Linked DNA regions of Homo sapiens: all the other regions are linked to region 3. A link is a contact called in ENCODE Hi-C or POLR2A ChIA-PET data. All regions are on one chromosome and are shown on one strand. The core of a region is the stretch at or near the end of the contact, and the rest is flanking DNA. Distances in the headings are between cores, read along the strand shown. Region 1 holds the start of MLN (motilin). Region 2 holds the start of LINC01016 (long intergenic non-protein coding RNA 1016). Region 3 has its middle 36 kb from the start of MLN.

Region 1 (4,498 bases), core at 1,446-3,945, 36 kb before region 3:
GATTTGGGCCTGGTATCAGAGCTTGAGCAGATGAGCTCTGAGCACCTTTCTGCCCCAGAGCTGTGGCAGCTGGCCAAGCTCCTGGGAAAGGCCATCCAGCTCCCTGCCACACACCAGGGAGGAATCATTTCACTTGTCCACCCTTCTCTTTTGTTACAGGTAAGGTCTTCTGGGGTCAGCTGGACTCATAAGGCAGGAGGGACCTCATCTTTCAGAGAAGGAATGCCTAGATTATCAACAGAACTGTGCCCCAAGACCCAGAGAGACCTCCCTGCCCCAGTGCCTATTAGAATGACAAAAGGGGTGGACCCAAGCCCAGATGACCAGGGCTCTGCCTGGAAGTGCCAGGCCAGGACCCTGGGTCTGTAGAGCCTCTGCCATTGCAAAGGATGAGCCAGATGGAAAAATTCAGCATGGAGCTGTATCCCTGAGCCAAGAGGGCACCCCCTTCCCCGTTGGGGGAGCGATGGCTTGGGAACAAGCCCCCCGCCCCGTGCTCCAGTGCATCTAGCTGCCTTTGGCCACCATCCTGAAACAGCAGGGAGCAGGCTTCCTCTTTCCTCACACCCTGGAACCCAGTGATTGCTGACCAGGAAGCAGGTATGTGTGGAATGGCTGGTAGGACATTGGGCTTTAGTGGGCTTTTGGAGCTCGGGTCCTGGCAGGGAGCAGGTAGGCATGGTGACTGCAGGGGTGCAGAGCCTTGAGAAAGGGTCCACTGGGCAGACTTTGGGCAGGGACAGGGTGGTCCTGGGGTGGGGGTGGGATGGCCTAGCTGAGTGCCAGCCAAGGTTGACTCATTCAAAGGCAGCAGGGGCTGGAACCTTGGCCTTTTGAGGCCCAGTGCTTTTCCCAATACCCCACTCTACGTTGCCTCTGCCCATAGTAGGCAGAGGAAGGCACAGGGGGCAGGCCTGTTGAATGCATCTTGGGCACCACTGTTCCTGCGCTGGGTGGACTGCTGAGTGCAGGGGCCAGGCCTCCAAGCAGGGAGGGGAGGCCGGGACAGCCCCTCCAGCAGTAGGGGTAGGGGTGGAGGTAGTTACAAGGTTTCAGATAAAGCGCTCCTCCAGTCCCCAGGCAGCCTGGATTCTGTCGGCAGGAGAGGGTCTGCCCTGGAAAGGCCTCGGGGCTTCTCTGCAGGTCTCAACCTGGCTCCCCCTTTGAACAGAACCTTCCAAGGCTGCAGGCTTGCATCCTGCCTCTCAGCCAAGACCTGTCTCCTCAGTCATCTGAAACCACCCTACCACGCCAGACGCTCCCTCTGCCTTCTTGCTATTCCAGCTCTCTCTTCTTCCCACTTCCTATTTTCTCTCCATTTTGTTCAAACTCCATGAACAAGAACAACAGAGCTCAGACAGCGAAAGCCTCCCCATCCCAGCTGTATGCAAATTCCCAGCAGGCTGAAAGGACCACCCGCCCACCCAAGACCACCTCCCAGGAAGCCGAGGCCTTGTGTGCAGCCCCAGAGGAGCTTGAGCTGAACGGAGAATGGGTTGAGGTGGGTGGGACCCATCACTGTTCTTCCCTTCTCATTCCTGCGCGTTCCCTGAAGAGTCTCTGGGGCCTGCTTTTCCCCCCAGCAGAGACGGATGTGTCACATTTATGGCATCCCATTTCCTTCACAGAGAGGCTATAGATCCTGTTTCATTCTGGTGTATTTAATTCACTCCATAGGAATCAATAAAAACTTTAAATTAAAAAAAAGGCAAAATCCAATTGCTTCTCATTTTCTTGATCCAACTGGCAGTCGGCATGTCACCTACGTTCATGTGTGTTCTGGTGAGCTGGAGGTGGGAGAAGGAGCTTTTCATTGTACAGTGAGGCACTAACTTTCCTTTCCCATCATCAGAGATGGGGGGCTTCAACCTTCAAGTGTCCAGCTCTGCATGAAGGGGGTGACCGTCTGCCCTCCCTTGCAGCACCCCTGGCCGGGCTAGCCTTGCCTCCCCATGTGCTCTCCCTCGGGGTCAACTTTTTCTTTTCCTTTTCTTTTCTTCTTTTTTTTTTTTTTTTCTGAGATGGAGTCTCGCTCTGTCTCCCAGGCTAGAGTGCAGTGGCGCGATCTCGGCTCACTGCAACCTCTGCCTCCCAGGTTCAAGCGATTCTTCTGCCTCAGCTTCCTGAGTAGCTGGGACTACAGGCATGTGCCACCTCGCATGGCTAATTTTTGTATTTTTAGTAGAGACAGGGTGTCACCATATTGGCCTGGCTGGTCTCAAACTCCTGACCTTGTGATCCGCCCACCTCAGTCTCCCAAAATGCTGGGATTACAGGCATGAGCCACTGCAGGGCCAAATTTTTCTTACCTTTCCAGAGCAAAGCCACCATGCCAAGAGGGGCCCTGCGCCCATGATGAGCTCTGGCTTGGGTTCCCGGCCCACCGTGGATGTGCCAGACCCACCCACAACAGCCTCTGCTTTGCCAGGAGTTGTACCCACCTGCTTGCCTCCAGCGTCTGTGCCTCAGCCCTGCCTCTGCTCACTGATGCCCTGGGAATCAGCGCGGGCACTCAGTGCGAAGCCCGGCTGGGCACTGGAAGGTGGCAGAGGGCCCTGGACCAGGCTGGCTCTGGCTTGCACCAGCGTTCTGCTTTAGGGCTTATGCTGACCACTCCCCACCCACTTTCTCCAAGGGCTACTTACGGCGTGCACGTGGTCTGAGTGGGTCTGGAGGAGTCTCTCTGCTTGTCTTCTGGTGTCCGGCTGATCTGACGGGTTCTTATATACCTCCCAACCCTGGGAGCTGCCCTTGGAGCCCATTAACCTTTGACCACAGCTTTGGGGGCCCTCAGAGGGGGAGCCTGGATTCTTGAAGCTCGTGGAAACTCCAGGCAGGGCTAGCCACGCTATGGGCTTCCAGGGCTTTCCTGGAAGGAACAGCGACAGTCAGGGTTCGGTGGAAGCTAGCCCCCACCCAGATGGCATTCTCCCGTCCACTGAAAACTCAGCTGCCTCTCAGAGGTCATTTTAACAAAGCCTTTTCTTTTTTTGTTCCTTAAATATATGACATTGGTGAGCGTCTGCAGGCCAATGCTCTAGTGATCAGATTTTCTGTCGGCCTGTCAGAGCGCTGTATTAGAAAGATAACTTCTCTTCAGTCTTCCCCCTGAAGCCCCTCATGAAAGAAAGTGTTCAGGAGTTTGTGACAGCATTTCAGTGGATTAATGAAAATAAAACTACTGAGTCCAGACCCAAGGCTGTGTGGGGCCAGATGCCGCGAAGGAACCGAGGAAATGCAGAGGGGTGACAGTGTAGGAGGTCTGCACGCTGCAGCCTAAACGGGGAGAAAGACACCTACCTGGACAATGTTTCATGGTAATCATGCAATTCAAACAGTATGTGTAAAGATTCAAAGAGGGAAGAGGGAAGAGGTGAATGTGATCTGGAGTCAGACCTGGCTCGCTGTTGCTGGGGCTGGGCGGGGCCAATTCCAGAGCGCAGCATTACCCAGGAAATGCTGAGCACGAACGTTCTGATTAAACGCAGCAACCCCGTGAGGTGGGTGCATTTATTTCCCCCATTCAATAGATAAGGAAACGGAGGCACTGCTAAATAGCTCATCTGTGACTCCTCTGCAAGGTGTCTTTATACTAGGGTGAAGGCCAGACGTGGCCAGGTGCAGCAGAGGGCAGGAGTGAGGGCTTCTGGAGATTTGGGGCACACACAGGCTTAGAATGGTGTCACAGGAGGTCCCCTGTGTGGGCTGGGAGCCGCTCAGTCGGGTCTGAGTGTGGGGACCCTTAGCAACCAAGCAGAAGGATTTAGATTTGATGGAGGAAATGGAATATTGGGCATCTTCATGATACCTTGAAGGGGATGTTAGGGCAAAAACATCACTCTGGAAGATGTCTAGTTTTCTGGGTACCGGTCATGGACCAGGCAGAGGCTGAGGTGGGGTACAGTCTGGGTGTGGAATCCCGAGGGTCTGGGTGGGCAGTGGCCATTTTCCCAGGCGACATACGTTGGCCAGTAGCACCTTCCCCACACATCCAGACGCTGCCTCACACATCCAGAGGGGCACTATTTCTTGCCCAGGAGACCCTGCCTAGCCAGTCCTTGGGTCTGCTCTGGCCCTTCCACTCAGAAACAAATGTTTGCAGTGCTTCAAACCCAACACAGATAATTTCTACCTTCCCTACTCAGCAAGGCTTAATGAAAACAGATGGCAGCTCAGTGTCCTCGCTTCCTGCCAGCAGGGTCTCTGTGTACAGCACCCACATTAGAACTCCAGCACACTGGACCAGCGGCTGTTGTGAGATGTGCAGTGTGGCTCTGAAGTCTGAGACTTACATCAGGAATTAAAGCTCCAAATGCCGGGGGTTTGCAGCAGAGTTACCATCCCTTAACCTTGGGCCTCATTGGAGTCTGACTGTCCCTGTTTCAAGAGGGGCTTTTGGGAAGAGGTCGCTAGGCTGGGCAAGGTGGCTCACACCTGTAATCCCAGCTTTTGGGAGGCTGAGGCAGGAGGATTGCTTAAGGCCCAGGAGTTCAAGACC
Region 2 (4,569 bases), core at 1,002-3,501, 57 kb after region 3:
CACTGGCAATGCACATACTTACTAGATGTTAAAGAAGTCCAGAACCAGAACCAGAGGCACATAAATAGGATCTGCATCAGCAGTGGGTTAGAGAAAGGGTGGGAAACTAAGTGAAATCTTAGAATGCATCCAAGGAAGTAGATCAATTTGAGCTTTAACTACTGGAGAATGGCCCCTGAGAAGGCCCCATTTGTTCACACGTATAGCTAATTGTATATACCTTTGAGGAATGCAAGAGCCGGCAGGAAATTCCCCTCCTCCTGAACCACAGAGTATTTCTGGGTGGGCATCGATTGTCTATGGGCCATGGCGTAAGACCCCCACCCCCCGACCCCCCGGCAACAAAAGTATCTTCTTGCTCCCTAAAAAAAAATGTATGGAGACTACATATCCTTGCCTGTCTAGTCAGCCTTGGTTAATTTCATAAAGTAAAGGGGCCCTGAGCCTGCCTGCCCGGCCGAGTTTAGAGTTGAAAGGGAAACGTCTTTGAGGTGGAAACCAATTGCATGGATCAAATGGTCCTGATGGTGCATAGAGCCTTAGGTTTGGAAAGAAGTGAAGGGCCTTGCCGCCTTGCTGGGGACTTGAGCCTCTCAGCCATTGGTGCTCTCTGGAGCTGCCCGCCCACCAGGGGCAATGGCCCTTGTTGGCCTCCAGGCCCCCTCCTTCCCTGGATGCTGTGCTGTTCTCCTCTTGGTCTTGTTTCATTGGCTGTGGCAGAAACTTTGGTCCCAACAAGGCCCAGGAAACAGACCCTAGCAAAGACCTGAGGCAACTGGGTGCCCCAGGACCACAGGAACTCATGTGTGCTGTGAGGGCTTTAAGAGCTTTGAAGTGGGGAGTCTCTGACGTGGATCAGGGCTATGGGTGCTGATGCTGTCAATAAGCCACACGCAAAGGTTGGGTCAATATGACTGCTTCTCAGACCCTCTTCGGAGGCAGACTCTCCCTCACCTGCCTGGCCAAATTCCCTCTGGGCAGAAGGACCCTAGGGAGCTTTTCCTGGCCCATGTGGCAGAGGCCCAGGCTCCCACTCAGACAATGACCCCTTGCTTTGCCCACTGAAAGAAGTCCCCAGAAGATGAGCTCTGTTACAAGCAGAACAGAAAAGAAACAGTGGGATTAGGGCTCCAAAAACCCTCCAGAACTATCAGAGAATTCTGGACAGTGGTCCCTGATGGCATCTGTGTTAGGGGCTGGGAACAAGAACCCCTCTCACAGGCACCTCTACAGGCGGGGTTAAGACTGTCAAATACTGGCCGAGGCCAAGGGAGACTCTGTCATGTCTGAGGCCATAGGCATGTTTTCTTCTGGACTTCAGCGAGAGGCAGAGCCCCCAGCCCCATGCAGTCACCTCAGCTCTGCCTGAGAAGAAGCGAGGGAAGCCCATTCCTCCCCATCAGTTGGCCTCTGGGGAGGCAAAGTCAAGTATGTGATGGTTCCTTACCTGTGCAGGGAAAATGGAACTTGGGAGTCAGCTGTCTGAAGGCATCACGCCTTGTATGACCCTTGCAAGCCCAAGCTACCTACCTGTTCCTGTACAGAAACCCTCCCTGGCCTCATCCTGTGGGTGGCAAACCCACATATTCAGTTATTGCTGTTTTCTTCCTTCCTTGGATACTTGTCTCCAATAAATATTTACAGTGGGACCCACAGATGAACCTTAGCCCCAAACATAAGATAGCTATGTCAAAAGGGGTCCTGGGACAGTGATACCCCAGGGGGGTCAGGCAAAAACAGAAGCAAGCCTCTTGGCCACCTCCTCCCTTAGCCTTCTGCGTAAAGATGGACTTGCAGGAGGAGAACACACCCTGCAACTACAGAACCTCATGGTACGGAACCACCAGGGGATCCTCGCCCACGGCCCTGGGTGGAATTGATGTTGGGAAGATAGATTAGTAGTGAGGCGCATCACCCCACTGTGACTCACCTTCTTCTGCCCCCACGCCTGTCCTTCAGACCATCTCCCTGCTGCGGCAGAGCCACTGAGTTCAGGGAGCAACTGTGGGCAGATGAAATTGGGCTGTGGTGGGTGTGGGAATCCCTGTGGACTTCCAAAAGCACTTCGGTTTCTGCCCTGCTTGGCGTGGTTCCAGAACCCAGGGTGGTGGCGAGGTGGGAGCTGGCAGAGCGCAGGGAAGAAGTTCCAGGATCAGAGCTCACCTTTCTGTTCTTCACCCTGATCTGTTCTTCCCTGATCAGTCCTCCCAGACTGCACTGGAGAGTGAGGCCTTTGCCTGTTCGGATTTGCTGCCTCGTGTGTTTCAAGCTGCCCACACTTCACAGGCTGCTTCGAAGCCCTCCCTACCCACCCCGTGAGAAACGCCCCTGGGGAGAGGCAGAGATGGGTCTTTTAGTCTTGCAGCCCTTGTTTGTTTAAAATGTCAGGCTGACTTCTTCTCAATCCCAGAAATATTTTACTGGCATGGCTTCAGCAAACATGACTCAAAGCCTAGAAGGACATGGCCAGATCTCACTGAGTGACCATTTAGTCCAACCTGAGGACTGATGTTAGGAGGAAAAATTCTTTCTCCAGGTCAAATTAGACTTCTGCAGATCAAATAGGATACCAAGAGAAGGAGGCACTTTGGCCAGGATGGGGAGGGGCTAAAGAGCAGGAAACAAGCTTGGGGCGAGCTGGAAATATGTGTAACACAGGCTTGTAGGAGCACAGGCTTCCAGTGGCAGGGAAATCTCCAATTGGGTGTGTAGTAAAGACTTAAACCTGTTAAAATAAATTGATTAGCCAAAGATCTCTGCTCAGTGCTCTTTAAACTCTAACATCTGTTCCCAGTAAATAATTCACATAGCAGATATTAACTAGGAGGCTTAAAAGGAGGAGATGGCAGCTTAAAACATGCACTGAGATGCCTCTTTGCCTAAGAAATGCACACCCAAACCCACACCCAGGTGTTAAGGAAAAAGTGCTGATGGTGCTGCTTCCTCCCTCTGTCCCTTGTTCCAGGCTGCACACCTGGTCCTACCCCTGTCCCTAGTAGGCTGGCATCTTCACAGCTCCTTCCTCCCACCCCAGGACAAGGGCCCCTGGAACACTGGCCCGCAGCCACAATAAGGGTGTCCATGGATTCCTAGGACTACAAGTGGTGGAAGGCAGCCCCTTCTCCAACCCTCCCTGTCACACATACACCCTCCCCTGCAGCAGGCAGACAGCTCTTGTTTGCTGAGGCTCTGCTGGAGTCCTCCTTACCTGTCCCTCACCAAGGGACAGATGCACCTCCGATAATGGGCAGAAGTTGGGTGTCAGTGATGGGAAGATTCTAGACCACTCCCTAGGAGATAGCCCCTTCTCTTCCCTTAAGCATCTCCCTCCCGACTTGGTTTTCTGGATATTCCAAGAATATCCTTTTCCTTGCCTCCTTTGCTCAGCAGTTTCCTGCGGAGTTCCAGTGTCTTCAGCAGATCACCATTGCTTTCAACTTTGGAAGGAGCAGGCCTTCTGGGGACACCCAAGACATTCCTGGGCAGAGTAGGTGGCTAGCTTCTCCAGGTAGGGCAGCCCAGCTCCTGTCTGCATGGAGTTGGAGCTGCCACCACCAGGCCTGGTCAGGGGCCCAGGGTAAAGCTAGTTCATACTGTCTTTTCTGGGTGAATAGTTCGAGCTCACTGAGACTACCTGGGAATTGAGAAGATGCACAGGAAAAGTACTTTATACCCTCGGATGTCTACTCTCTATCAAACATTGCAAGAGTTTTGTAAGGACAGGGTGGCCTGGCTCCACACTCACTGGCAGGTGCTGCCCTCAAGGGGCTGCTCCTCCTTTCAGGTAGAAGAGGGTTTCTCAGGTTCTGCTGGTGAACCAAGGTCGCTGAGTACCATCTTCATTGGCACTGTAGCCCGTTTGACCCAAGGCTAGAATCCAGCCCGGGCGGGGACAATGCTTTCTGGCTGGCACCCAAAGCAACAGGTGGGAGAGCTCTGGTGGGAGTCATGTGTCTGCCCAGGTGAAAAGATTCCAGAAATTACCCACACATCATTTTCTCCGTGAATTACCTGAGCATTAATTCCTGAAAGCTTTGATCTCCAAAAGGGCCTGGCTTGATTCTTTCAGAATCTCTCAGTGCTATGTTATTGCAATAGCCATTTTCCTTCTGATCAGAGGTCATTGGAATAGAACAGAACTGTATGGAGTTCTCTTGGATTGAGAAGTGGAAGAGTCACTGTGCACTCTCTTATTCCACACTTTCAGAGCCAAAATCCAGAAAGAAGGGGCAGTAACCCTCATAGGTACTTCACTCCTGGGAAACCCCCTCTTCACTAGAGGTTGAGTCAGAGACCTAGTGAGTTCCTTGGACTCCCGCAGGCAGGGCTTAGTGGTTGGTGATCAGTGCGGATGGGCAGGAGGGTGGACTAAGCAGAGTCACAGTGGGCTTACTAATCTGTGCAGGGCTGCTGTGGCATGGGGGTAGAAGCTAGCTGGCTTCATTTTTGAAGAACTTTTAAGTCCATGAGACTCCGGCTTTCAACAAGGGTGTAGGATGGCCAGGGAAGTATGCCGGGCCTTGGCATTTCTATGTTAGTTGGAAGGATCAGGCTCGAGGCATCTAAACA
Region 3 (4,448 bases), core at 1,346-3,845:
GGCAACATTTGCTTTTTTGGCATGTAAGGTAATATTTGCAGGTTCCAAGTATTAGGAAGTGCATATATCATTGGGAGAGAGGCATTTTCTTCAGTCTACCACACCGTCCTTTACAGCTCAAATCCCAGAGGACCAGTTCAGGCAAAAGTCTCAGGAGAGGGCTCTAATTAGCCAGCTTCCATCATGTGCCCACTATTCGAGAATTGATGCATAATATAGTTTGGCAAGAATGTGGGTGTGTGTGGGAGATAGCCTGGAACGGTTTGCCAGGGGTGAGCCTCAGAAAGCCTCCGAGACAAGGCTGAGGCACTGGGGCTCCATTTAGCAGGTCACGGGGGAATGGGAGGTGTCCAGGGGTGTTCAGCAGGGGAACCCTCCAGGGACAGGAGAGAGGGGAGCTGCAGGGAGGCCTGGGGGAGGTGGCTGGTGTGGTGATGAAGGTAGAGGAGTGGGTTGAAAGGTAGGAATGACAAGCAAGGGCCACATCTGAGAGGAGTCTCAGGGGATGGAGCAGCAGATCTCATAGACTGGGGAGGGGGCTGTGACACAGACAGGGAAGGCGGCAGGAGGCAGTAGTTTGCGGGCAGAGGGAGGAGGGGTCATTCCCTTGGAGACATCCTGAGTTGAGGCGATGGAGATGAGTCCTTCATTAGCTTTTGAGGCTCTGTGAGGCTCTGTGAGGCTCTGGCCAAGTCGACCCTGAAGTCAGACTGGGCTAAGATCTTCTCCAAGGCAGAGGAGCAGAGAGAGCCTGTCTTGTCTTCCTGACACATTGTGGAATGCAGCCTCCCTTTCCCGGGTCTCCCTGCGGATTGCATGCCAGGGCAGGCGGGTGTTTGGCCTGGAGTGTGTGCTCCCTCCCACCTCCCCGCCTCCCCACGCCTGCCGGAGTGGTAGTTCCTTCATCTTCCAGGAGCGGGGAGTAGCAGCAGATGAACTCTTTAACAAGCAAAAGGGAGAGAGCAGTTCCACAGGCAAGGGTTTCTGCTGAGGGAGCTGCAGCCACAAGGCCGAGCAGCTCCTGGGGTTGGCATCTCTCAACCCCTCAGTCCTGCCCTGGGCTAGCAGCCTGCAGGCAGGGCCCCCTGTCAGGGGGAACTGAGCCTCAGTGCACCTCACCCCAGCGAAAGTTCCCCCAGGGAACCTGCAGCCACAGTGTTTGTGTCACAACTGTATTTTGAAGAGAGGGACATTCTAGGTACTCCGGTTTTATTAATACAAGATGCTGGGATCCCCAGAAATTAGCTCAAGGAGAGACAAAGACTTCAGCCTCCCCTGAGAGCTGATCAGAGATGGCTGTGCTGACCCAGGGTAGGTAGAGACTGGGAGTGGGTGAGGTCCACCCCACCACTGACTTCCCCACTGGATGGAAGCCTCCGTGGCTGCTGGCTGCTCCTGTTATAAGAGGCCCTGTGAGAATGTAGGGAGAGCTGGGCTTCATCTCACAGCCCCTAAGATCCACCCCCACTCCTCTTCCCCAGACAGGCACATGCACGTGCATACGTGCGCACACACGCAGAGTCATGCACCTCGCTCTTCAGTCCTCGCTCCCCTTCCACTGCCCCTCCTGTGTTTACACAGCTTCCCCCCAGGCGAGGCCTTAACTGAGAGCAGTCAGCCCACACTGGCTGCAAAAGATGGGCCACGTCGGCCTGTGGGGTCTCTTGGGAATCTGGAATTGGGCTCTGAGATATGTGCTTGGACTCAGCATCCATTCCTTGCCTTCTGCTGCTGCAGAGGCTACAAAGCTAACAACAGTGTGGCTCCCGTGCACCTAGGGTTTTTGTTAATGAGCTAGGTTCTGCTGAATGCAGACACCCACATGAGGCCTGCAGGGCAGAAGTGAGGCAGAGCCAGCTTCCTCATCCGTTAGCTATTCGCCGGTGGCAGGTAGGCTCATGGACACACGAATTTTCCTTCATGGCATTCCAATGTCCAGGCACCAGCTTTATGGGGCCCAGACGTCATATGGTGGTGACAGCAGCTTCAGACGATGGATGGCAGCTAGAGTGGTGTGTTCGGTGGTGGCTCTGATTCCTCCCCTTCCTGATGGGGCCAGTTCAGCTGTTCCATACTCATTCCTGGGTGCAAGCCTAATGCCAACTGCTACAGCACCTCCAATGACTTTTTAAGCACCTAATTCCCCATGTTAATTGCCTCTCTGCTTCAAATCCCCACATGCCTTCTGTTTCCTGCACTTAAACCCTGATTGAAACAGATACAAACGCACTTTGTACAAACAGTCGGACTTTTAGCACTAATCTAACAGGTCATGAGAGGCCCAGGCCAGGGCAACCAGGAAGGGCTCCACAAAAATGAAATCGGGAGCACAGAGGTCTGCAGAGAGGGCCCCCCTACACACACACACCCCTCCCATGCAGAGGGGAGCTTTCTCCCTTCCTGATGCTTCCGCATTTGGGGTCCTGGGCCACAGGTAACCTTGTGTGACATGATAACATATAGGAATGTTAATTCATATTCCACGGCTCCTCTCCATCCCCAACCTTGGCCGCTTCCGTTCAGTAGTCAGCAGGACAGCTCAGCTGTAGTCTCAAGGAAGAGATGACTCAGCATAAAGAGAGAGACAGCAGTCTGTGCTTGGGTTCTGAGTTTCCAAACCCAGGCCTCAAGGGGAAACGGAAATGACTCATGTGGATAAACAGTTTGGTAGCTTGGGGGCATGTGGGATGACAGAGAGCAAGTGTGGCATCTTCCTCCCCTCTTCCACGCACACACAGAGGTTTCTGGATCCAGAGTTAAGGGAGAGGCAGGGGAAAGTAAGCAGGGTCTGGATAGTTTGGCCTCTCAGAAAGATGAGTCCTGAGGTTACCTGGGACCTTTCAGCTTGGCTCACTCTGCTACCTCATTGGGTTGCTCAAGGTCCCAATTCCAAATTCCTTGCATCTAATTGGCATAGCTCATCTTTTTCAGGCAGGTCCCAAGTCAGAGGTCAGGGCCAGGCTATGAGGAGATAGTCTGGCTCACGTGACCGCCTCTGGCCTAATCAGCTGTGGCCAGGAGCTGCGTCACATGGACTGAGGAATGGGGTGTCTGAGGCTGGGCAGGGCAAAGGCAGGGAGAGGGTTCTCCTAGAACGGGAACAGCTCCTGGCACGGAGAGACAGTACCTCAAGGCAGGGCCTGCAGGTTATAGGTGTTTTGGTGACTCCTTCACCTCATCAGTCTGTAATGGAGCCACTAAGGTGTCAGCTCCAGGAACTAGGAGTTGCGCCAGATGGAATATTTATTTGCTTTTGAATTCTTCCGTGTTGCAAGAAACTACTGCTTTGTTAAGAATTCCAGGTATTCCAGCTGTAAATTTCATGCTCCAGTCTCTGTTAATGCAGTGCAAGTTTGGGCCTGTCACCTGATTGTACTGTGCCTCAGTTTCCCAACTTATAAATAATACACCTCTTGGGAGGCTTCTGTGAAATTCATCAGCATAAAAATGCTATGGAAAAGCCTAAAGGAGACCCTACAAATGCAAGGAATGGTCAGTCCTCCTCCTCCCTGTCTCTCTTCCAGTTAGGTCCCCAGTCCCAGGCCCCCACTCCCATGCTACCCATGGCCCCCTCAGACCCTAGGTGGAGAGAGGAGGAGACCCCTTCACCCCTGGGGCAGGCACAGTGAGGGGCCCAGGCTGGGCAGGGCAGTGAGGTTCTGATGAGCCTTTCCTGTGATGGATGGCCCGCCAGCTGGAGCTGCAGTTCCAATTTGCTCCACATTTGGACAGCGCTTTACCCACAATTCAGCTTCTCAGGCCCACAAATCACTCTGCACAATCAGACCAAGGAGGCAGTGGGGAAGACAGGAGAAAGAGGTCCAGCAGCTCCTGGAGGACCCCGGGCTGGGGAGAGGGGCTGTGGGGTTGGAGTGCACACTATGTGAGGTCTGGATCCATCCTGGGCCCCCTTTCCTTCCAAGCCCATCTCCTGCAAGCTCTAGCCACCCCACGGTTCCAGATGGCATGCTTCATTGGGTCCTAGCCTTGTGCCCTCTTCCCAGCCCCCACTTCCCCCTGGAAACAAGAACAAGGATCCCTGCACTTATTGTCCCACTGCCCCAGACCATCTTCTGTCCAGCCCAGTGCAGCTCCAGCTATGTTGCAGAATCTCCAGGGCCTCCCACTGCCTCCCACCCCTCCATGGGACAGACCCACGCCACTTCCAGACCATAGAAGTTAGGACTAGTCAAACAGTCATTCACTCATCCTTTCACTTATTCCTTCCAAAAACATTGATTGAACATTCACTATGTCACAATGGTGAGCAAAACCTTGGAGCCCGTAGTCCAGTGACATTAACGAAACAATTAGAGAATTGTACAACTTCAAACCAAGACAGTGGCTGAGGAGAAAAAGATCCTGGGAGCAATGAGGGCATGGAAGTGAGGGGTCTACCAGGGTCTATGGTCTCTCTTAACTCCCTTCCTTTCAAGCTTTGTTTAGGC

Evidence for each region. A loop is a pair of places that touch in the nucleus more often than their neighbours do. ChIA-PET counts read pairs that join two places held with the same protein, here RNA polymerase II (POLR2A). Pooled maps may share reads with other maps.
Region 1: a loop to region 3 is called in a map of endothelial cell of hepatic sinusoid, with 6 times the contacts of the local background. The contact joins the promoter of MLN here to the enhancer-like site in region 3. A Hi-C loop is called at or near these places in 3 of 168 maps with a recorded cell type or tissue (HepG2, endothelial cell of hepatic sinusoid and endothelial cell of umbilical vein) and 1 of 50 pooled maps. POLR2A ChIA-PET finds 5 or more read pairs at or near these places in 2 of 52 experiments (Panc1 and activated T-cell).
Region 2: a map with no recorded cell type shows a loop between it and region 3 (5-fold over the local background). The contact joins the promoter of LINC01016 here to the enhancer-like site in region 3. A Hi-C loop is called at or near these places in 9 of 168 maps with a recorded cell type or tissue (CD4-positive, alpha-beta T cell, CD4-positive, alpha-beta memory T cell, CD8-positive, alpha-beta T cell and 5 more), 5 of 37 single-sample maps with no recorded cell type and 13 of 50 pooled maps. POLR2A ChIA-PET finds 5 or more read pairs at or near these places in 13 of 52 experiments (AG04449, CD4-positive, alpha-beta T cell, CD4-positive, alpha-beta memory T cell and 10 more).

Annotation. Positions count from the first base shown.
Region 1 is chr6:33,801,308-33,805,805 of GRCh38, forward strand. MLN (motilin) reads right to left here and starts at 2,696. Exons shown (of 5, transcript NM_002418.3): 1 at 2,646-2,696. It overlaps LOC105375024 (a long non-coding RNA gene), which reads left to right. Exons shown (of 3, transcript XR_926707.3): 2 at 160-600; 3 at 1,172-1,719.
Region 2 is chr6:33,894,656-33,899,224 of GRCh38, forward strand. LINC01016 (long intergenic non-protein coding RNA 1016) reads right to left here and starts at 2,252. Exons shown (of 3, transcript NR_038989.1): 1 at 2,164-2,252. The region is part of intron 1 of LOC105375026 (a long non-coding RNA gene); the gene reads left to right. MIR7159 (microRNA 7159) reads left to right here and starts at 4,480; the gene lies at 4,480-4,545.
Region 3 is chr6:33,837,621-33,842,068 of GRCh38, forward strand. No RefSeq gene overlaps it. Among named protein-coding and RNA genes, the nearest start is that of MLN, 36 kb to the left of the region's middle. RefSeq lists enhancers at 1,396-2,330, 2,027-3,226, 3,266-4,200. Within about 2 kb of position 2,596, at least 11 of the 41 ENCODE cell types and tissues checked have a DNase peak (open chromatin) inside an H3K27ac peak, as active enhancers do; they include Panc1 and endothelial cell of umbilical vein, where a contact is called at or near this core.